3 separate regions of the Mus musculus genome follow, and regions 1 and 3 are each linked to region 2. The links are chromatin loops, found by intact Hi-C in ENCODE. Cell type or tissue: left cerebral cortex. All regions are shown on one strand.

Region 1 (8,000 bases), 58 kb after region 2:
TCAACCACAAGGCACAGAAGAGGTTCTTGGTACGTGTGGATGTGCTTCTCAGACCAGCAAGAAAGCACTTTCCTGGGTCATTAACCTGAATGTCACTGGCCTCTATAACCATGGATTCAGTAACTTCCTCAACTCGCACAAGCATGGTGGCGACACTTGTAACTCTAAGAAGGCTGAGGCGGGATGCAAGGCCTACCTGGGCTGCACAGCAAAGTTTAAGGCCAGTCTATTTAAAATAAAACAAAACACCAAAGGAACAATTGGCTGAGGATGTGGTTCTGGGCAGAACACTTATGTACCTAGTGTATGCTAGACCCTGGCTGTAACTCTTAGTACTGAGAAAACAAAACCAAGACCTTCCTGGATTGGCTGGCTGCCCTGCCTCAGTAGAGCAGTAGTCACCCTCCTTTGCATTTCTGAGGTTCGTTCGCTTCTCTGTCAACCATCTACATCCTATGGATAGGATTCTTAACACTTGGGCCTTCAAGCTGGGTGGTGGCCAGAAGGTATGGCAAGATCCCATACCTCTACTTCCTTACAGAAGAGCAGCTGGCCTGGGGATGGCTCAGGAAACACTAGGCCATCCAGACAAGGGCGTGAGTGACCCTGAGGTGACAATGATAGCATCTAGAACAGTCTCTGTCTGGGCTCAGATTCTTGCTCTGTGTCTTAGGAGCTCTGTTGCTCCAAAAAGTTCCCTCATCTCCTGAATCCTGTCTCTTTACCATATTTACCTCAGAGCACTGTTACAGAGATTGAGACCCATAGCTTTTCAACCAAAAAAGGCAAGAAGACATTTGACAGGGCACATCACCATGACTTGGGTGATTTTCGAAGGTCCCACACAACGTGTTCATTAATTCTTTTTATACTTATCACTAAAATTGAATATAGTAAATGTCACAGAATTTAGAAAGTGCAGAACCATGCCAATAATGCTACAAAGGCAATTCTTATTTAATTATTTCATATGCACGTCATAGCTCCTGGGTAGCAGTAAGAGGACAATTTTTCAGAGTCTGTTCCCTCTTTCCATCATATGGGTTCTGAAGCTAGAACTGATGTCATCAGGCTTGGTAGCAAGCCCCTTTCTACCGAGCCATCTTGATGAGCCTCAAAGATGGATCTTGTCATTACCCTATTACAAAATCTTCAAGGATTATGATAAATATCATAGACACCCAAGTCTATATTATAATTGTCTTAACAAGCCAAGGTCATGCTTACCCTTCAAATTTAAGCAGTTTTCATTTTGCCATATTTGCTCAGATCTTATAAGAAAACTATCAATTAGAATGAAAGTAGCAGATATTATCAAAAGCATTCCTCCTAGGGCGTCCACCCTCCAGTACCAGCATGGTATATGCATCTTTTCTTCCATGTTTTTCTATTTTTATTACACAAAAATTCATCAATGTACAGAGGGCAGTGTCAAAATGTGAGCTGAGCTGTGTATAGATGGTATTCTCCCACCTAAGTACTAAGCAGGCCCCACCCTGCTTAGCTTGTGTGATCAGATAAAGTCACGAGTGTGTATCTGTCTTGGCTACTTTGTGGGTTCTTCTCTCTTCTACCCTTCACTACCCTCTTTTCTTCCACCCTTTCAACCTCCTAACACTAGATAAGAAAGAAAAAAGGACAGAGAGGTAAGGAAAGAGATCCCTGAATAAAGTCAAGGGTCGGAAAGGAGGTGACATTATAGTTAGACTACTTCCTGCAGATAAGGGGCATAGAGTTCCTTGGGGCAAGTTTGATCTTTGCTGTCAGGATATCTAATTTCTTCTTATTGTTTCTTCTTTGCACACGACTACTTAACAAACCACAACCAACAAGAAAAACCAACAACCAACCAACCAACGATCCACTCCGCCTCTCAGGGCCCTAGCATTTATTAACCTCTGAAAAGTCCCTAAAATTCCAAACATCACACAATCACAGAAACTATCTACAGCTGGCAAAATCAGGCCTCCGATAGAGCACGAAACAAATTGCAGACAGTCTGAAGCAGCCCCATGCGCCACCCCTGGGAGTAAAATGAAAACATATTCTTATAATAGTCCTGTGTTTTTCAAAGAAACCAAAACTAGATGGCTCAGTGGTTAAGAACACTGACTGCTCTTCCAGAGGTCCTGAGTTCAAATCCCAGCAACCACATGATGGCTCACAACCATCTGTAATGAGATCCGATGTCCTCTTTTGGTGTGTCTGAAGATATACATAGAATAAATAAATCTTCAAAAACAAAACAAACAAACAACAACAACATAACAAAAAACCTGAGTAACAGGTTCACATTTATTTTTTTAAAAAGTGCACAGGGTATAGACAATATGTATGACGTGTGATGGGACACACTGTTCTAAACTTTAACCCTGTGTTCTGAGATGTACCAATGAACACACTACAACTAAACACAACAGGGAGACTGTTACATTGCTTCTCACTTTCTTCTGTTAACAGTGAACATTCCTTGAATATATCAGCATGGAAACACCCCATAGGGTTTTTCCCCCTAGGATACACACATGAAGGTATGATTTCCCACATCTTGAGTTTTATCAAGGACTCATTACCAGCCCTTTTCTGTGCTATTTCTATGATAAATATAGGGACATTCTGTATATTTAGGGTACAATCTGCCTTCCCCACCCACCAGACATATCCGCACATATGTATCTATATTGGGCACTCACAGAGTCAGTACCTTGAATGGGTTCTTCTTGTGGTCATGCATTAGTCCTGTGACATTTTTATACCCACGAGGAAACAGCATGTGAGAATTGCTTGAGGTCACTCCACTGGAAAGGAAAACTGAGTATGTTAAAATAAATGCTGTTTTTTTGAGACAGGGCCTCACGTACCCTAAGCCGGTCTCTACTCACGATATAGCTGAGGCATGACCTTGAGCTTGTCACCCTCTTCCCACTACCTGCTGAGTGCTAAGGGTACCGATGGGCACCATCACATCTATTTGTGCGATGGCGGAGATGGAACCCAGGGTCTCATGAATGCCAGGCAAGGACCCTCCCAACTGAGCTACTGTCAGGTCCAAAAGAAACTGGAGACAAATGGCTAACTCTAGTAATATTAGCATAGCGAGGTGCAGCTGCCCTCCAGGCTCTCTCAGCCCTGCAAGTGCCTGTTACAGAGTCCCTGCTGGCATCCTGCCTCCTCTAGGCTTTCTCACCCTGCCCCCTAACCAAAGCCTCTCCCTCTCACCTCACGGACTTCTCATTCATATAACCCTGCTCTAGTGGCCATGTGCTCTCCTGGCTCCTAGTCCTCTCTCGGCCCTCTCTCCGTTTTGCTCTCTCTTTTCTTTCTCTCTCATTCTCCCCCACACCCTGCCCCGTCTCTCCTTTTGTGGCCTGGTACAGAGTCTACTACTTTCTCTCCCTGCTCTGGGCTCTTCCAGATGCCTCTGGCTGTAGTCTCCCTCATACCCACTGTAAGACCTTTCCCCTCAACCACACCTTGGAGTGGTCATGTCCTCGCTTTGTATGGCTACATCTCCAGCTCCAAGGCTAAGTTTCGAATCCTGTCATGTTTAATTCCAATCTGTTTTGTAACATCTGCTAGAACAGATGGTTTTCCCCAACCAGATACCAAGACTCTGTCTAAGATCTCGCAGTGAGTGCGATGCTAGGAAGAGACCTGGACTTTTCTGCAGACTCTGTATCTCCATCCTCAGTGGAAGAGCAAAGGTGTGAGACAAAGGAAAAGCCAGTGTTCCTGGCTGCTGGGCTTTCTTGGAGGCGAAGCCTCCCTCCTGCTCCTTGGGAATTTTATTTCAAGTGTTCTTTATTCTCTGTGAAGTAGCTTCTCATCGTACAGTCTGGTAGCTGCAAAGTAGGTGCAAGCTGAGCAGGTTTGGAGGCCAAGAAGGGAGTCGGTTCATATAAAGAAACTCTCGTTACCATGGCAACCGGAGCCCACATCTCTTCAGGAACAGAGGAGGCCATGTTTGCAGAGTCAGGGAAACCAGCAGCTAAGTTGTATAAGAGAGGCAGGCAGCTCTGATATGATTAAGGGGAGAAAGATGGGGAGGTGGGGAGGAGAGCACGTGGCCTTGGAGAGAGTGGGATTGTTCCAAAGGTCGAGAGGCTTCAAAATCACATGGTGTCAAGAATGGAATACATAATCAATCATTCTCTGCACTATCAAATCCACTTGGGATTGAACCAGAGAAGTGAGATCGGAGCCTCGGGGTGAAGGGTAATAAGTGGCGGCCATGTTCCAGGTCCTCAACATTTGACATATGTCATCCTCCAAAGCAAATCCATGTGCACCGTGTATTGTGGCCAGTGCTAGGTTATAGCTAGCCAGGCTTACTGACTTGAACAGCTCGTGTAGCTGGTAACTGGCAGTGAGGGTGTAAGTGACTGTTTGTCTCTCCCCAAGTCCCTCTTCTAAATCACGGGGAAAAAGAATGTCCTGAGAGCAGAGGCCGACACAGGTGAATTGCTGCTCTGGAAAGGCTACGGCTACTTCTACTTTCTATACCATTCCATTTCCGCTTATCTCCTTCACACCCGGCCCAGCTCCCAGCATGAAGCTGAGTTCAGCAAATGTTAACGGGCTCATCGTCCACATTGGCAAGCAGGCAACAGGCTGGTTTCTCTGCTCTGAGAAGAACTTGGCTCACATATTCTCACTTCCTTTGGTTGGGGTAGGGGACACCCAAAGCCTGTTGAACTGTAAGACCCTAAGGTAGAGGTTCTGAACTGCCCTTTCCATCTCCCTGGACTCATTGGCAGAGAGGGAAGGGGAAAATTAGACTTCAGGGAAGCATGAAAGATGCCAAGCAGGTGAAGATCTTCTGCTGTGGGACATGGTGATAGCAGTGTTTTGAAGAACCGTGTTCTTGGGCTAGAGAGGTGAAGTGACCTGCTGCTCAAGCATGAGGACCCGAGTTCAATCCCTGGGACCCACGTAAACAGCCAGGTGTGGTCACACACCTGGAACCCTAGCATTGCAGTGACTGGGGGAAGACAGGGAGATCCCCAGGGCTTGTTGGTCTTCAGCCAAGCTCTGGGTTCAGCAAAAGACCCTGTCTCGTGAGAATAAGGCAGAGAGTGATAGAACAGGACACCAGCATCCTTCATTTGCCTCTGCACAATAAGGTGTATGCATACACCTCACATGTGTATTCAGCTCTCTCTCTCTCTGTCTCTCTGTCTCTGTCTCTGTCTGTCTCTCTCTCTCACACACACACACACACACACACACACACACACACACACTGAGGTGTTGAAGTTCTTTGGGGTTGGAAACCTTGAGTCTCTGGCACGCGAATCTCTGTCAACCAAGTAATAGATTGCTCGTTGCATCCCCAGGTCCCTCTTCCTAGGTTGCATGGATGAATGGAAAATGTAAGGCTCGTGAAGCAAAGTAAAATCATACTGAAACTCCAAACTAATGAGAAACCTTTGCTTTGCTGTGATACTTGATGCTGGTCACTGGAGCGGAGAAATTTTCAGTGATCAAGAAAAAAACAAAAAACAAAACAAAAAACCAAGCAGGGGCTCTAGAGATGGCTCAGTGGTTAGCGGCACTGGTTGCTCTTCCAGAAGACCTGGGTTCAATTCCAAGCACCTACATGGCAGCTCAAAAATTGTCCATAACCAGTTCCAGGACATCTGATAACCGCACCCAGGCAGACAGACATGCAAGCAAAACACCGATGCATATAACATCAAAGATAAAACATAGGTGAGCGGGCACCGGAGGAGCGGCGCAGGGCTGGCGGGGGGGTGGGGCTTCAGGGGCTCTGGGGCCCGGCAGGTTGCTTCAGACAAGCACTGATGTCAGCCTGGTGTCTTCAGGACGCGTTTCTCATGGTCAAACAGATGAAGTTATTTTAATAATGTTTTATTACCTAAAATATTTTCGTTTCTTAGTGAGTCTCCTCTCTATCCCATTTCCCTCATTAGGTCATTAGAATACAGTTTGGACTTCACATTTAAAGCACATCTAACTTAGACATTAATGTTTTGAAATAAGTAATCTGCATTGGGTGTGGTGACGACCACATACCTGGAATCCCAGCACTCAGGAGGCTGAGGAGAGAAAATGGCTGTGGGTTTGAGTGCTAGTGTGGGCTACAATGTAAATACTGTGTAACAGAATCCTGCCTCAAAAAGAAGAATAAAGAAAGGGCGATATTGCTGCCGAGGTGTGGCACACTTCTTTAATCCCAGCACTCGGGAGGCAGAGGTAGGCGGTTCGGTTCGAGGCCAGCCTGGGTTTACAAAGTGAGTTCCAGGACAGCCAGGGCTATACAGAGAAACCCTGTCTCGAAAAAGAAAAAGAAAGAAAGAAAGGGCGATTGCTATACCCAGGTTGTTCCAAGCATTTTTAAAAAGCTCTCCAAGCCCAGGGAGATGATGGGTCAGGAGGTAAAGACAATTGCTGAGCAAGCCTGGTAACATGGATTAGATCTCCAGAATCCACAGTCTACATACAGGAGCAAAGAGAATCGATTCTAGGAAGTTGTCCGCTGACTTCTACACATTGCACTGGCAAGAGCTCCCACCTCACACATGATGATGATGATGGTGATGATGGTGATGATGGTGATGGTGGTGATGGTGGTGATGATATTGGTGGTGGTGATTTATTCTTTTAAAAAGTTCTCCAATGGTTTTACTGAACTTAAAATTAAATAGCGATACATCAAGTTAAGTAAAATGAAGCTTTCCATTCCTCAACTGCACAAACCACACCCCAGGGGTTGTGTGTGTCCACTGTCATAGGGGTCACAGGACAATCTTCTAAACATAGGTCCAAACAAAGGAATAAAACATAGTCTTCCCAGATCCATGTACATGGTGGCCTTTAGGCTGTGAGCACTCCACACACAGTGACAGTGGCCCAGCCTTTGCAGCTGGATGCCAAGTGCGTAAAGAAGCTGTCCTGTCTATGCTTGGGTTCAGAAAGTGGCTTCAAGATCTAGGTTTCTCAGGTTCAAATCTTGCCCTCATCACTGCTCAGCTGTAACGAGGTCCCTAGACCATTTGCTGAACGACACAGGCCTGACAAGGGGGCTCATTCAAGGGAGCTCTCGGGAGGTATCTAGTCCATCTTCCATGTAAATCAGATGAAGGGCAGCTACATCTGTAAGACACGTAGTAATGGTCAGTAGTTGATCTCCCTCATTTTAATCTAATTACCAAAGAAGGCAAGGGATGGGAAAGATCGAAATGGTCGCCTACTCATTATACCAGTGAGAAAACAGAGCCACACAGTAAGGTAACAACAAGAACCAACCGAGAACCCCATCTGCCATTGCTTAGCCTCGCGGTCCCTACAGTGCCTCCCTCTAGAGAATACTGACATTTTCAGGGAAAATGCCCAGATCTTGGAATCGCATGAGCTGTTTCTTCCCAGGAGGGAGTTGGCTTTAGTTATTAGCCTGGCATATGGTTTGCTCTAGCTTTATTTACAGGGTCATGTGAGCAGCCTGCCCAGAGAACCAGTACAAAATCTCATTTTACCAGTGCTGTGGGCAGCCGCCTAGGGCACTTATTGGAAGATGTATGAGTGAGTGGGCGAGTTCGTTTTTATTTTGATGTAGAATATATGGACATTTTAGAAGAACGCAAAGCAAGCAGAGAGAGGAAAAACTCATCGTGGGAGAATGTTTTCTTTTTCTGATAATCTTTCTTCACTGGCAAAGACTGGTCTCCATCTTTTTCTATCCTCTTAGCATCCTTTTTCTGCCCAGTGAATGTGGCCAGCCAAAAGAATCAGGGTGCTGCCCATGTGTAGCTTACAGAGCAGGGCTGTGCTGGCTGGGTTTCTGTTGCTGAGGCACATACATTTAAAAATGAATTAGGGAGGAAAGGTTGATTTGGGCTTACAGCTTTAGGGGTGTCAATCCATCACTTCAGGGAGCACATGGCAGGGCAGAGCCATTTACCACATGGTGGCCAGGGAGGAGGAGAGGAAGGAGGGAGGGAGGGAGGGAGGGAGGGAGGGAGGGAGGGAGGGAGGGCGAG
Region 2 (8,000 bases):
TGACAAGGGCGTCCCCAAGAGACACCCTCACCGTACCAAAGAGCTGAGCTGCTTCTGGGTCTCACGGACCTCCTTGCAGCCCCCTTGCCCTTTCCTTGCCTTGTGTCCGGAACCTTCACACCTTTACCCCTGCGCTAGCCCCTGGCTGAGAGGAGAGAACCTGTCCTCTGCCGGTGCTCAGTCAAGTGATGGCTCCCTGCCCTTCTGTGCTCCCAGCCTGCCTCCCCCAGGGCAGGTTGGAGCCCTCAGCCCTGGCTTCTGCTCTCAGCCAGCACCACTGCCCGCTGATCTCCGTGATGATTAACCTGCTGCTTCCTTACACAAGGCCTGCCCAGGCTGAAGCTCCTGTTTGACCACTCCCCCCCCCCCCCCCCAGCTCTTTTCTTCCTGCTCCCAGCCACACTACCATCCCAAGTCCCTTGCGGCCCTCTCTGTCTTCCTCATTGCACTGCAATGGGCAGGGGTAGGAGATTGGAGATAAGGATGAAGGGGGAGGAAAGGGTCCCTGGAGGCCTGTGCATCTATGCTCTGTTACAAGTGCCTTAGCAGGAGTCAGCAGCACCCTCCAGGTGCCCCTTGCCACACTGAATGTGGGAAAGTGTGCTGTGGCTACTTCGTGGTCAGAGTGAGCCCCTTGCAGAATCCCCACTCCAGCAAACAAAGCAACGGCCCTGCTGGGATTGTCGAATCTCCCTTGAGGGTTTCAGGGACCTTGAAAAGGGCAGGAGGACCTGCTGTCTTGCAGTTTTACCCCTGTCCACTCTCTGCCATCCAGAAGCAAGCGTTGGTCAGTGTTGTGTCCCAGTAGCTGGGAAGGGCACGGCTTTGCCCTGATCTGTTCTGCAGGGCTAGGAGTGAGCCTGCCACTAACCCCTCTCCACCACTTGCTCACTCTTGGCCTTGGCCTTGGCCTTTAGGTCCCTGGTGGAGGGAGATGACCCATGCCAGGTCCAGCACAAGATGTGAAGATTAAATGCCTATTCTTACTGAAGGTTTGATGTGGAATCATGGCTGCAGTGATATGTTTTTATCAGCGCTTGGTGGTTTTAAAGTGCATGCTATTTTATTATCTTCTTCTGAATAAAATGTATTTACTCAAAAGTCTCTGCTGACAAACTCTCTTCCTTCTGGACTTCTAGCAGAAATCTGTTGGGAGGAAGGGAGGGCTCAGGAAGGCAGGATGTACCTGGTACCTTTCCCCCTAGGACTCTGGAGGGAGGCATGCACTCTCTTGGAAAGCTTGCAGATCTGGCAGCTCTGTTGGGACTGAAGTTGCCCCTTCCTGCAGGGTGCTTATATTGCTAGCTTGGGGAACCTGGAAAAACTGGCTTCCCTCCCAGACTCAGGAATTTACTGAATAAGGTTCTCAATGTGGCTCCAGGTGGTTCTGCTCTTTTGTGTAAGGCCCGGGCACGTTTCTGTTTCTTTTTCCTCTTTAAGTTGCCATGGAGATGCCAAATCTGGACCTCTCCCAACACTACCTGAGGGCAAGGCTAGGTGGCACTGGGAGTCAGGACTCCCTCAGAAGGGTTGACCAGCCTACACCCTTCATCCTTAGGGACTCTTTCTGGGATAGGTTTGGGCATGAGACAAGCTGCCTCCACGGATGGCCTAAGGTGGTCTGGCCTGGTTTGGCCTCTCCTTTTCTGCCCCAGCAGCTCTGTTCTCTTATGTCCCTGAATTCTAGATGCCTTCACAGGTGAGATGCCTGTGGGGAGGGTATGAGGCAGAGGAAACGGGTTTTGTTTGTTTTTCTCCTTGATCATCGGCTTCCACGAGGAATCCCAGAACGCACCTTGTGCTTCCTGGCAGAGGACATCAATCTGCTTAGTCTCCAGGGACGCTGCCTTATTCCAATCCTAGGCACCCTAGGCACGGGGCCACGCTCTGGGTTTTGGGATCCGCAGGGCACTAGGACCCGGCGGGGCGAAGGGGACAGCCCATGTGCCTGCGTTCCCTCCCACCCCACTGCTCCTGCTCCATTGTCTGGGAACTGCAGCCGCGGGCCGGCGGCGCAGGGAACTAGCTGGCCACAGCGGCTGGCGCGGAGCGGGCGCGGGAGATGTGGGGACAGATTGCAGCCACCTGAGCCGCGCGCCGGTTACCCTCCTTTGGTGGGAAGGAGTGCGCCTCGATGACTGAACGCAAGGCTGCGGCCCCTCGGGGGCCCTACGGTGCCTGGTTCTGCCTCCTGGTGGCTCTCGCCCTGGAAGTCGTGAGAGGTCAGAGGGAAGGGAGGGGTGGGGAGGGGCGACCTGGCCCTGTCCGTCCGAGGCCACGCGCCATTGATGCCCCCAAGCCACTGGACTCTAGAACTAAACCTAGAGCGATGCCCTGGAGAGGTCTAACCTTGGGAAACCGGTTCCCAGCCAACAGCCCTTTGGCTTTCTTCTCTGTGCACCACCTAGATGCTCCTAAAGTCTTTTCACTCCCATCTTCACTAGCCCGGTCCCAACTCCTCTGCGAGCCCCTCTCCAGCCGCGACATCTAACCCGGCTGCCCTGCTTCCCCGTGCACCACCTCTTCCTAACCTGCAGTTCTAGTCCCCAGAAACCCGCTGGTTAGTCACAGGAATGCAAAACAGGCTCTTTGCCTGAGACCCGAGAGATATGCCTCTGCCCCCCCCCCTCTCTCCCTTTCCCCCTCTCTCTCTCCCCCTCTCTCTCCCTGTTCCAAGGAGATCTCCAACATTGGAGTCTTCTGGGAGAGTCCCAGCCTTGCCTTTCCGAGCCCTTGTGGGTGCACCCATCACTGAGTACGAAAGGGGCAGCAGCTACCGCGTGCCTGCCATAAGCTGGGGCTGAAAGGTGGAAGATGTTATGGGAATTGGGAGATGGCGAAGTAGTCTCTACCTTTCTGCCCCCATCAAGAGGGCTGGATTCTCCGTGATGGGAGACCATGGAAGTCCGTGGGAGTCAGGCTACTGAGCATCTTGTAATTATGGAAACATTGAATTAGAAGGTGGACCGGAGCCACCCTAAGGACCAACAACAGTCACTCACTTGTTACCCTTAGGGATACTGGTGCGCGGGCGCGCGCGCGGGGGGGGGGCACTCTAGAGAAAAGCCCCGCCGTCCCAGCTCAGCTGTGGGGCTGAGAGAGCTGGTTCTGGAACTTCTTTTAGGTACCTGCTCCAAACCCTGCAGAACCAGTGGGGGTCCTAATAACCCCTCCACAGTGAGGGAAGGAAAGCTTTTTCATTTGGCTCACTAACAATCTCACTTCCAGTATGATCTACACCAAGCTTCCAAAACCCTCCCCTGCTCACCGGGTTATGAAATACTCCCACCCCTTGTACCAGTGAGGAAGGAAACCCAGGCTCCAAGATGCTGGTGACTGGCCCATCTTTCATGGAGTAGAGCTAGGGCATAAAGTCAGATCTCTCCCCTTATCCCCCAAACCTCTTCAGGGAGAGTCATGGGAATTACAGAATGAGTAAGACAGAGCCTGGGGTTCACATAATACAGGAGAGGCAGCAGAGCCAAGCCCATGGACTGCACTTGGGGTTCCAGGTACTCTGGAGAAACGGGAGGATTGTTCCCCATCTTAGAAAAGCAGTAGCAGCAAGCAGAGCCGGAACAAGGTGTCCAGCAAGGGGCTGAATGACCACAGAAGGCTTCCTCGAGGAGGCAGGGTGTACTCTTGACCCTGAAGGAGGGTGGGGGCACAGTGTGAAGGCCACATGGCATGCTGGGGTTGCCCTGGATGGAACGGCTGGGTAGCTAGGTGGTGAGATCCTGACTGGCCTCTCAGGTCCACTGCAGGTTGGAGAACCCTCATACATCATTTTTTACATCCATTAAGTGGAATTTGTAGTAATAGAATTTAATCCAAAGAATTGTGTGGGAACTGAAAGACTTACTACATGTAAAATTGAATCTGTGTGGGGTTAAGTGCTTTAAAAATTGTTACTATTTGGGGATGATAGTACAAATCAATATAGCCATAGTGGACCTTTGTGCTTTTTATGAACAAATATTCCATCTCTTCTGGTTCGTGTTCCCACCCTTAGGGAGTGCCAGTTGCTGCATGGACCTATTTGGTACCCTCCCAAGTGTCATTGCTGAACCCCAATCCCTAGCTAGGACTAGGGCTTGGTCCCCAGAATGGGTCAAGTTTGGAAATTTGATGTGGGTGTGCCATGACAGTAATTGGACTTGGAAGGGGTGACCAGCCATGTCCATGAAAGGACACGGACACAGCAAAAACAGACTCCATTTCTACAAAGCTCAACTGGGAACCATCTTTTACTGAGTAGTTCCCAATGCAGGAGGAGCTGTGTCCTCCAAATGCCCTATCTGAGGCAGGGATATGTAGGGGAGATGTTGAAAAGGCTCTGCTGGAGGGAGAGATAAGTTCTGGGTAAGATAGAAGGAATAGCTGGGAAGTTTACATCCGATCCCTGACTCTCCAACTCTGACTGCTTTTAAGAGGCTCTCAGTACCTCAGTCACCTCGTCTGTGAAATGGGATGATTCCTCTACATCTGGGAGATGGTACATTTGTAGTCCACTTTGCCCTCTCCCCCCCAGCCCCACACTGAGAATGAAGCCCACCCAGTCCAACCTCTGTGAGTTCTGTAGCTATCTGACATCTCCTTTCCTTATTCCTCTTCAGTTAGCAGTAACCATGATACCCTGGACCCCATCTACCTGCCAGTGGCCCTGGAACTCCTAGATGCCCCTGAGCATTTTCGTGTGCAGCAGGTGGGCCATTACCCACCTGCCAACTCTTCCCTGGCCTCCCGCTCTGAGACTTTCCTGCTCATGCAGCCCTGGCCCAGGGCACAGCCGCTTCTCCGGGCCTCCTACCCACCCTTTGCCACTCAGCAGGTAAGGCTAGGGCCCGGGAACTCCCAGGCAAATCAGAGTCATGGGGTTCTGGGGCTCTTCTCATTCTCCTATCTAAGTACCAGCAAGGGATTGGGCACATTAGGGTGATGTGGCCATAGACACCTTTTCCCCATTCTCTACACCGAGATTAGAAGCCTGAAATCCCACCTTCCCAGACCTGGCTATGGTGTTATCTGCCTCTCCACTCGACCCTACAGATGAGCATGTTTGCCCTTTTCCAGGTGGTCCCTCCTAGGGTCACCGAGCCCCACCGGCGGCCTGTCCCTTGGGATGTGCGGGCTGTTTCCGTGGAAGCAGCGGTGACTCCAGCAGAACCCTATGCCCGTGTCCTCTTCCACCTCAAAGGGCAGGATTGGCCACCAGGACCTGGCAGCTTGCCCTGTGCCCGACTACATGCCACACACCCTGCAGGCACTGCCCACCGAGCCTGCCGCTTCCAGGTGAGTGGGTTGTTTCTGTTGCTGCACCATGCAGGTGTGGTGCCAGGGTCTAAAGGAAAGGACCCTACCACAGTCTGAGAGTCTAGGGCATCGCCACCTGGCTCTGTTTTGGTTCCCGATTGCCCTAGGAGAGGGCTCCTTGAGGATTTCAGTCCATGATGCATGGTTTTAGGGCACATAATTCCCACCTATAGGGAACTGGAGAAGAAAGAAATGAAGCAACTGTCAGAGTCGCTGTCACAGAGTCATTTACCTTTGTGTGTGGTGACGGAACTTTTGTGGGTTCTATTTTCATTATTGTGCAGTTGAGCCCAAATACCCACTGGAAAGAGCCGTTCCTTTTCTCTCCTCTCCTCTCCTCTCTTCTCCTCTCCTCTCCTCTCCTCTCCTCTCCTCTCCTCTCCTCTCCTCTCCTCTCCTCTCCTCTCCTCTCCTTTTCTTTTTTTTCTTTTTTCTTTCTTTTTAATCTTTCATTTATTTTATATGAGTACACTGTAGCTGCCTTCAGACAAACCAGAAGAGGGCATCAGATCCCATTACAGATGGTTGTGAGCCACCATGTGACTGCTGGGAATTGAACTCAGGACCTCTGGAAGAGCAGTCAGTGCTCTTAAACTGCTGAGCCATCTCTCCAGCCCCAAGAACTGTTTCTTGATATTCTGAGCTCTAGGCAAGTCCTGGGATGTGGTAAAGATTATCCCATTTTGCTCTGAGTCTGTTCAAGAAGAGTGACCTACAGAGTAGTCTGAGACCCAGATCTGGTGGGTCCCAGGAGACATCCTTGGTTCTGCCTTCCATAGGTTTTTCTGCTAATGGGAGCAAGTCTCCTTCCCACCCTTCTCAGGGCCAACCACAGCCTTTGCTCTCTTTTGTGTTTGCAGCCATCTCTGGGTGCCTGTGTGGTGGAACTGCAATTCCCCTCTCACTGGTTCTCCCAAAGTGCCACCACAAGGGCCGAACTGGCCTACACGCTGGAGCCTGCAGGCGAGGGCCCTGGGGGCTGTGGCCTTGGCACAGAGGAGGAACCCAGGGAGCAGGCTCTCCCAGTGGGTGGTGTGGAGCTGCACCCTGAGGACCCCCCACAGTACCAGGAGGTACCTCTGGATGAAGCAGTCACTTTGCGTGCACCTGATGTGCCAATGAGGCCTGGCCAGCTCTTCACTGCCACCCTTCTGCTTCGACACAACTTCACTGCGAGCCTTCTTACTCTGCGGTGCGTACCAGGCCCCTGTGGGTGGAAGAGGTAATAGGGGCTTAAGTGGGAAGACAGTGGGTTTCTAGTTTTCCTGTGGTCTTGCTGGAGCTCTGGGTCTCCACTAACAGTGAGTTCTGCATAAAAGTCCTAAGTAGTTTATTGCAAGATACTGTGCTGGGTACAATCCAGAAGTAGAAAGACTCCCTGGGACTTTATGTCCTGGGGTAGAGGAGGCAGGAGAGGCTTGGAGCCTGAGAAGTGTAGTGTCCAGTGCTGGGTTATGCTCAAACGATGTTAAGATGGGTATGGCTTGAGTTTCTCCTGCTTGGGCGGGGGCTTTGGACAAAGCCCACTCCTTCCCATCAAAGACACCCATTCTGTTACCTTTTCTATAGGAAACTACTCCCAAGCATCCTCTGTCATACCCAGTGAAGCTGGCAAGGATGTGTAGTGTAACTTCCCCTCTACATTTGTGGGTCTCTGGGAGTCTCACCCCACATGACTCCCTACCTACCCCTCAGGCCTACTCAGTCTCTGCCATCCACTGGCTCCACAGATCTTTCAGTACAAGTCCTGTGTCTCCACACTGGAGCTGTTGCACAGAAGTGTGCAAGGCCCCGCCCCCATCTGTACCAAGGACTGGAAGAGAAAGCATGAATTAGATCAGACAGCATGGGAGTGGGGTGCTCAGGTGAAGCTATGATAAACCCTGAGGACTTGGGCAGAGTAGGGGAAAATCATCTCCTACCTCCAAGAAATAGTATTTAGGAAGAAACTTAGACTAGGCTGTGGGTGTAGCCTGGGCAAAGGCCTGGGGACATGAATGTGAGTTGGGCTAGGGAAAGATGACTCTTGGTGTGGCCCAAACCCAGAATGTATAAAGAGATGTCACTGCACTTATTGAGGCTGAGTCAGGACCTGAAGGCTCTGGAACACCATACCTGGGCTTCAACTTGTGGGCAGTAGAGAGTTGTAAGTGGCTTTGGGGTAGGCAGAGAAATATGTGACCTGTCTCGAGTTGGGGTCCTTCTGGAAGGAATAAAAGGAGATTCTAGTTGGAACTGGGGAGACCAGACATGGGGGTGATATCTCTGGTTCCTCATCTGTCTTCCTAAAGCAATCGGCAGCTCAGTCTCCATCTTGACCAACAACCTGTACCCTCTTTGCAGGATTAAGGTGAAGAAAGGGCTGCAGGTGATAGCTGCCCGCCCAGCCCAGCCCACCCTCTGGACTGCTAAGTTAGACCGCTTCAAGGGCTCAAAGCACCACACCAGCCTGATCACCTGTCACCGTGCTGGGCCTGCAGGGCCAGATTCCAGGTGCCTAAAGAGTTCTAGCCCTGGAGTGTTGGGGAATAGGTTGGGCATCTGATGGGTCATTTGGGGACATAGATTAGTGGTTCTGAGGATGTTCAAAGGGGCCTGGAGGCCAAGTTGGGCTCTGTAGCCAGGATTCAAGCTTAGGCTCTGTCACTTTCCACTGTGATCTTGGGGGATTCACATCACTTCTGTGC
Region 3 (8,000 bases), 86 kb after region 2:
GTCAAGTTTCATGCTCTGAACGTATGCCGGAGTCTGTAAAGAAATAGTCTTGCTTTTAGGAAACACACCAGTTATCCCAACACTCAGGAGCCTGAGGCAGGAGGATGAGAGGTTCATGATCATACTTAACTATATAGTGAGTTCAAGGCCAGCCCAAGCAAACTCACAGGCATTGCTTTTCCACTAGAGACCTGTCCAGTGGCTGTAGGTTCTAGAACTTCATTTCAGGAGCACTCGGCACGTGTGGAGTCCAGGCACCTAGAAGATAGGGACTGTGTCCTTGGGAAAAGCATCCTTGGTGTGGAACTGTCTCCAGCCGAACTGGCCTCTCTGAATCCCACATTCCTGGGGTCCCAGAAGTTTAGGGTGTCGGCCTCAGGGCTAGATGGAGAGCTGAAGAGGAAGCAAGAAAACCATCAGCTCAGAGGCCAAGGGGGCAGCCCCAACCTCCTCTCACACACATACCATCCAAGGAAACTGAGCTTTGAGAGTCTGCCCTGACTCGTGGCTCCAGCTGGCTCCGATCCCTTCTGGCCGCCAGCGCAGCTTTCTCGCCATCTGCCTCGGGCCATATTTCCCTTTAAAAACAACTTTTATTTTAAATTATTTTAAGACTTTCATAGATGGCACAGAAAATTTCCCTACACCCTGGGCTCACTTTCCTGTTATGAGCCACTTGCGCAAGCAACATGAATTTATCACAATTAAGAGAATAGCAGTCAGGCGTGGCAGGACAAGCCTGTAATCCCAGCACTAGAGAGCTGAGGAGGGGGATGGAGACTTCAAGGCCAATAGCAATCAGCCTGATCTGTTTTTCCAATCCCTTCACCAAGAGTCTGGGTCCAAAACCTAGGGATGACTGGCATCTTCAACCTGTGCCAATGGCACACACTGCCAGTCACCATGACAGATGCTGACCTTGTATGTCTGCCTGAAGTGGCTTCCGACAGCTGTCTCCACTGTGAAGCTACAGTTTACCAGTCCTGTTTGCTTTTTTTGGGAGGGGTGGGGGTGGGAGTGAGAGGAGAGAAGGGGAGGGAAGCTTGGATCAGAAGGTAAAGTAAATAAATTAATTAATGAAGGAAGGAAAAAGATACATATGAGACACTAAGTGCACAGTCTGGATTTAGGAGATTTCGCCCCATTACAGCAGAGTCCCCTGTGAAGGAGAGGCAGGCTGATACCCTGCTCCACAGTGGCTGCATCTCAATTACCCAAATCTGCAGGTGAAAGGCCTGCTGCCCACCACCTTCCTAAGTGCGCTTGGAGAACACTGCTCTACAAGGACCAATGGAGACACAAAGATGCTAATTCAGGTAGTCAGAGCAGAGAAACCCGCTGATGACCAAACTCAGTGAAAGTTGAGCATGAGCCAGTAGCCAGCTCAGAAAAATGCCCTCGCACAGCCCTGAGGCACCCTCATCACCCACAAGGAAGGGGTGGGATAGAGAACTAGACTAGCCTCCATGTGGGGCTGCCCAGGACCATCTGGCCCACGTGACCTCCAAGGCATCTACCCTACTGTGTGTGCAGCCAGGGAAGGTCTTAGGTTAATTGTCTCTCTTTGTTTAAGAAGCAGGCTTGTTTCTTCCTTTGACATGTCTTTCTATAAATAGGCTACCCTTCTTCTACCTGAACATCTGTGTCCCACAAAGGTTTTTCAAACGTCACAGATGAGTGTCACTGCCTTTTTTCACTCCTGCTCCAAATTAAAACAAGAACCCATTGTCATCATCCCCCAGCTCCAACACCTCCCTGCCCCCTTCTTAATTTGAAGCTCGCTGACATCACCCTCGGGTGTCCTTCTCCAGGCTGTAGGCACTCAGGCCCCGCCAGAGCTCTGAGTAACACATCTGACCAGGCAGGTCCCCAAGTTCATCACTTTTTAATTAAGCAACATGAACTAATTAAAAGTAATTAGAAGTGAGGCTTCAAAGGAGCAGAGTGAGACACATAAGCTACTGTCCCAAAAGCAGAGAGAAACAGGGGAGGACAACAGACAGGCTCTCACTATGAAGCCCAGGCTAACTCTAACTCATGACCTTCCTGTCTCTGCCTTCAAAGTGCTGGGATGGCAAGCCTGGACTACCACGGCCAGCTGAGAAATGGTTTTTGTACTAAACTCATATAGAACAGAAGCCAAAGCCACCCCTCTGCTCCCACATTCTTCACAGTCTTCATTGAGTTTGCAAATATGTCACCTGTTCATGTTCAAGGGCTCCTCGTTCTTCTGTTCTCTAACTTGCTCGTGTAACAACCCTCAGTGGCAGTCATAGCTATTAGCCCCAGAAAGACTCAAACCCAGCCCAGACTGAGTCTGAGACTTCCTCTCTTACCACTGTCAGCCTCTCTTCCCGCTCAGGCGCCAAGGGTGTGGCAAGACAATGAACCCCTCTAATAAACCCATTCAAGGACATCTGATTTCCCCCCACCAGGACAGTGCCCACACAAAAAACAGAAAGCAAAGCTTTATGTGTCTGCAACAGTTTTATCGTCACCATCTTAGCAGCCACCCCCTCCAGGATCTGGATCTATAGATGCAGTGCACCTCTGGTCTGAGAGGCTTCCTTGGGGGAGGGGAGTTACAAAGGGACCTTTGGCAACATCTCAAGCACTCAAGGGAAGAGTGCTCATTGGCCCATAACCTTAGTGGCCCAGCCCTCACTTCCAGGAGTGACTGAGGGACAGAGCTCCCATAGGGGCTTCGGATCTACCAGACCCAACTGTACCTCAGCATCAGCAGAAACCATTACCAAGAGGCTCAGCCAGCAGAGATGCAGTGTCCTAAGGAGAGGCTTTGCAACACATCACCCTCTCCTCTCTCTAGAGGAGCGGCTGAGGCCCAAGGATTGCTGGCAAATTCCAGGACTTTGCCCAGCTTTGGAGACGAAGTCACTGATGCTGAGAGAGTCTCACTGGCCATAGCTGAGACATGAGTCCACAGTATAGACTTTCCCCTCTTTAAGGCCTCCAACTGGCAATCCAGAGGCCAGTCAATCTCTAGATGAGCATTTGTCTGGCAATGCTGAGGGTGAACCCATGACCCACACACATCCGGGAAGCGCCCTGCCACTGAGCTATAAGTTCAACCTTTCCTTCATTTTAAAAATTTTATGTTTTTGGAGTCAAGAGTCTCACTAAGTTGCCCTGGTTGACCACGGAGTGGGTGACAGACATATGTGCCAGTCCTCAAGTCTTGTACCAGGGTGGGGCTGGCAGGGTATAGCACCCTTCCAGTTTGCTGTGTCTGGCTTCCTTGAGGCTGCTACAGGTCCAGGAAGTTTGTAACCTGAGAAGGGGCCACGGAAGGCATCCAGGGACACCTCAGGGTGTTTGTAAGTGAACACATGGACTCATACAAACTTTCATCTGTCGGCTACAAACGCTGAAACTGAAGGCTCTGGAAGAGCTCCTTCCCAAAATGTCCACAGCCAACGCCAATGCCTACTGAGGGGCCATTAGTCCCTGCTCCGTCTTCAGTAAGAGGCCTGCCTTCTCTAGAGTTGGTTTAAAAGATGGCTTCTCCTGGGAGATGCTGGTCACGCATACCTGAACACAAACTGCTTTCTTAGAGTTCTTAAACTCTTAGCTGAATCACAGCACAGAGACTATGTTATCCAAACAATGCACTTTTGCGGGTTTGGCTATTGGTCAGGAGCCAGGCAAGGGGACTAAAAAATACCTTAGGATTTGATAGCTACAGTCACTGTAGCTATCAAACTCTGCAGCTCTACCATAAAAAGCCATGTCCGAGCTCCATGCACTAACACTTGTGCCTACCCAATTTATCTAAAAAACTAAAAACTAAAAAAAGAAAAAATGAATTCTGAGTCACTGGGGCCTGACCATCATCAGTGTGTCTTCTTTTCGCGCTGTGTGGAAGGTGGAAGGTGCTTCTGGAGGCCCCATGCCCCTGGTCTCCAGCACTGACTGACAGTAAGTTGCACACAGGCCCCCACATTGTAGAGCTGTTTTCTGTAACATCTTGTCAAAAGCTCACTGAGGCAGGATGTGATTCATACTTCGTGTCCAATGTCATATTTTCAAGACTGAAATTTTAAAAATAAAACTTACATCATTCTCTCAAAATAAACTCAGTGGGATAGAATTCTGATACCCAGAAAACTTATGTCACTCTTTTAAAATAACCGTAGTGGGATAGAACTCTGATACCGGCCCCTGCCCATCAGCCCCTGCCTCCTTAAACTCTTAATCCACTCATCATGGAGCCTTTTTCTCTTTCTTTTTAGGTTTGTGAGAGGCAGGTGGTGGGGGAGGGGAGGTGTTGATAATGGTGCAAAACAAAAAAACATCCTAAAGTTCGGTGGGAAGATGGGTTGATTGGGGTGGCACAGCCTCCATGAAACGCTCTGTGGGGAGTGAAAGACAGGGGGTCCAGGCTCGATGTCTTGGGGAGGGCCCAGCACACTACCAAGCTAAAAAATGAGGCAAGTGAAGTATGAACAGGGAAATTGTGCATGCTGTGTAGACGGCTTCACTCCACCCTCTGCTCTCCGGCTGTATTTCATGCTCTATAGCCATCTTAATTATGTAGTTGGCCCTACATGGGAAAACCTTAAAAAAAATTTAAAAATCAACTTGGCTGACAAATAACATAATTGCAATAAAATGCACCCCCTTTAAGTGACAGTTAGGGGACCGGGCAGATGGTTCAGTGGTCATGAGCACCTTCAGTTCTTTCAGAGGATCTGAGCGACAGTCTCCATGTAACTGATTTCAAAGGACTCAACATCATCTTCTAGACTGTAGGATGAGATTTCATCTCTCTCGGGCAAACCCCTTAATGTGTCCGTACTATATAGAGAGGTGTGTTCACTGCATAAGAAACTGCCAGTCCTAGGCAGAGCACTGTCTTGCTAAATGGACCCCCTGTTAACCTGCCTTCTAAACACTTAAGTTAACACGCATAGATTAGTGCTGCCCTCAACCCTGGCCAGAGAAGCTTTGCTCTACAGTGGGCAGCAGCCAAGGCAAAGACGCATAACAGTCGAAGAAGTGAGACTAAGTGAGTATTGAGAGTTCGGTCCTAAACAGGACATAGATATCAAATCCCTCCCTGGAGATTCAGGGACTATTGCCAAGGAGGGATGGAAAGAATCTAATAGAGGAAGGATAGGGAGGACAATGTATGGCATGGTGCCTTCTGGATGTGACATGACCATTGCACACCCAAATCCCCTGCAGCTACAGGTACCTGCTTAAGATCCAGCCAAAAAAATGACTCAGCATTCCAACAGGATGTGAACAGGGGAGGGTGTGAGTGGTATGCTAGGGGTCCCACCCTGGGGGTGGGAGGGATGGGGGGTCTGAGGATGGATGAGATCAAGATATATCACATAGATGACGTCAAAAAATATCTTCTATTTTTAAAAACAATTTTAAAAGTCAAGAGACAAAAAAAAGGCATAGAGGAAAAAGAATTACATGACAAACTCAGTTTTGTGTCTACATTTTTCTGTTATGGAAGGTAAATAGATTTTCTATTTTGGTTACAATTTTCTGTGATTAAGGTAGAAAAAAGAAAATAAACTACAGAAGCTTTCCCCAGAGTAGGAGCACATCACAAGGTCAGCTACACGTTTGACACGGTTTTTTGTTTGTTTTGGTTTGTTTGTTATTTTTGGTTTTGTTTGCAGCAGAATATCCAAAGTCTAGAAACAGAAGGTTCAACAGTGAGTGTTCATTGCAATCCCCCTGCCCCTAAATGAACACTTGCTATCATTGCTTATAACTTAGAGCCACTTCACCTAAGAAAGTGCGTAGAGGTTGAAGGAAGATACATTGAGCCTCGGGGATGTAAAGACCTTTTGTAAGTTTTATGTATATATTTAAAAACAGAGTCTCACTGTGTAGTCCTGGCTGGCCTGGAACTTGCTATGTAGCTTCAAACTTATAGAGGTCTGCTTGTCTCTACCTCCTGAGTGCTCGGTTTAAAAGCGTGTGCCGCTACACCTGGCTATAATAATGATTTTTACCTCTCATAGATAAAAGCTACTGTTCTTTGTTATATATAAAAAAATTAAGACTGTAAAGAATAAAATTAGGGCTCCAGTTCTTAATCATCGTGATGCGACTTTTCCCCTGCGTCGTTTGCCAGGTGTTTGTGCGTTTAATGAGACGGAATGTGCTTTTTAATTTGATATAATCAGTTCTTAAAGCACCCTCCTTATTTTCAGGCGCAGGACCCGTCATGAATTTAAGAATTAAGTACAAGGCATAAGTGGCACCCGGCATAAAGCTCAACAGGTAGACCACCACTGCCTGGCAAGCTGGACCCTGGCTCCATCCCCAGCACCACACAGACCACGTGGTGGTGTGTGCCTTAAATCCAGGACTCTGCTGCTGGAGGCAGGAGGATCAAAGCATCCTTAGTTGTGTAGCAACTTTGAGAACAACCAAGGCTTCTTCAGACCTTGTCAGAGAGGAAACCAGGAAAGGGGATAACATTTGAAATGTAAATAAAGAAAAATCTAAAAGAATAAATAGAATTGCAAAGACAGAAATAAGAGGTTCTTTCCGAAGGCTAACAACCCACAATTCACCTGTTCCAAAATGCCTCGAACGGGTTCAGTCCTTCACATTCATACATGCTACAACATGAGCACCGAGGGCTTTAGACACATACAATCTTGAAAAAATTTAAAGTTTTTATATGTTTATTAACAAGTAATTATTTATTTTATGGCTGGAGTAGGCATGCATTGCCGTGGTGCACATAGCAGAGGACAGCTGTGGAAGTTGCTTCTCTTTCCCGTGTGAGCCCTGCCTCTGCTTCCCAAGGGCATTAACTAAAATTAGAGGTATTAACTAAAGGGATTAAAGAAATGTGCTACCCTGCTTACTGGGTTTTTTTGTTTTGTTTTGTTTTGTTTTTTTGGTTTTTCGAGACAGGGTTTCTCTGTATAGCCCTGGCTGTCCTGGAACTCACTTTGTAGACCACGATGGCCTTGAACTCAGAAATCTGCCTCCCAAGTGCTGGGATTAAAGGCGTGCACCACCACACCCGGCTTTTTTTTGTTGTTGTTGTTGTTGCTTACTGTTCTTAAGAAAGAGAAAAATGAAGCAATTTTAGAGAGAAAAAATATTTTTTACTACTGAGTAAATTTTTGGTTATTTTGTTTATATAGATGTGTGTGTGGGTGTATTTAAAATGTCCAATAAGCATATCTGTATATATGCTTATTGGACATTTTAAATATTTTTTAAAAACTGCTTATGTTTTCACCTGCCCCTGAGGCTCTTATCTTTTAAGTATTCAGGTGTTTTGCGTCCCCACCGCGTATAGCGGTGCCTCAGCCCATCAATACGCAGCAAAGGTTAAAAGAACCGATCCTTTCTCCTATTGTTCTTGCTTATCAGATACCTTAGACTTTTGCTCACATTGCTTTGTGGTTTGCAGAATTTACAGAGCTATCTCTAGTTTTCGTTTGGAGCTTGCCTCATTATTTATCCTTAAACCAGATAAGCACCTCCTAGACCACCACACTCCTGATGATGGAGCCCAGAACATCATGCATGCCAGGCAAGCTCCCGGCCACTGACTGCACCCAGGCCCAGCCCTGAACCCTGGGGTGGAAGTTCCTTCCCAGCACTCCTGTTTTTTGTTTGTTTGTTTGTTTGTTTGTTGTTGTTGTTCTTTCGAGACAGGGTTTCTCTGTATAGCCCTGGCTGTCCTGGAACTCACTCTGTAGACCAGGCTGTACTTGAACTCAGAAATCCACCTGCCTCTGCCTCCCAAGTGCTGGGATTAAAGGCGTGCGCCACCACGCCCGGCAGCACTCCTGTTTTTTAAGAGTATTTTAGAGCAACTCAGGGTGCTGAGGCAGGAGGATCCTGTGTTTATGGCTGTTTTCGGCTACATAGGAATACCACACACACACACACACACACACACACACACACACACACACACACAATTGTTGGTAAACTTTGCCAATGTATCCTTTGGTTAACTTTGAGAAGGTTTAAAATGCACCATC

What was found. Hi-C counts contacts between places; a loop is a spot of excess contacts. Peaks named below come from ENCODE experiments on the same cell type or tissue, not always from the same donor. Only the 100,000 strongest peaks of a DNase experiment are listed, where the experiment ranks them.
Region 1: it touches region 2 in a loop (2.8-fold over the local background); 4 of 42 quality-filtered maps call a loop at or near these places.
Region 3: a loop joins it to region 2, with 3 times the contacts of the local background. A loop is called at or near these places in 3 of 42 quality-filtered maps.

Annotation. Positions count from the first base shown.
Region 1 is chr19:10,805,475-10,813,474 of GRCm38, reverse strand. All of the region lies in intron 1 of Cd6 (CD6 antigen), which reads left to right. Among named protein-coding and RNA genes, the nearest start is that of Cd6, 21 kb to the left of the region's middle. In left cerebral cortex, no CTCF peak of the experiment used is centred here; DNase peaks (open chromatin) are centred at 3,774, 4,401, 7,371, 7,681 and 2 more places; H3K27ac peaks cover 4,541 bases.
Region 2 is chr19:10,863,761-10,871,760 of GRCm38, reverse strand. Tmem132a (transmembrane protein 132A) reads left to right here and starts at 1,982. Exons shown (of 11, transcript NM_133804.2): 1 at 1,982-2,222; 2 at 4,617-4,831; 3 at 5,074-5,292; 4 at 6,174-6,505; 5 at 7,657-7,806. The coding sequence starts at 2,135. Tmem109 (transmembrane protein 109) reads left to right here. Exons shown (of 4, transcript NM_134142.1): 4 at 1-1,101. The coding sequence ends at 3. In left cerebral cortex, no CTCF peak of the experiment used is centred here; DNase peaks (open chromatin) are centred at 1,960, 2,463, 2,891 and 3,266; H3K4me3 peaks cover 3,487 bases; H3K27ac peaks cover 2,955 bases.
Region 3 is chr19:10,777,811-10,785,810 of GRCm38, reverse strand. A430093F15Rik (RIKEN cDNA A430093F15 gene) reads right to left here. Exons shown (of 4, transcript NR_027805.1): 2 at 2,730-4,049; 3 at 466-578; 4 at 1-393. Among named protein-coding and RNA genes, the nearest start is that of A430093F15Rik, 41 kb to the right of the region's middle. In left cerebral cortex, no CTCF peak of the experiment used is centred here; DNase peaks (open chromatin) are centred at 1,407, 2,208, 3,944, 4,656 and 1 more place; H3K27ac peaks cover 5,411 bases.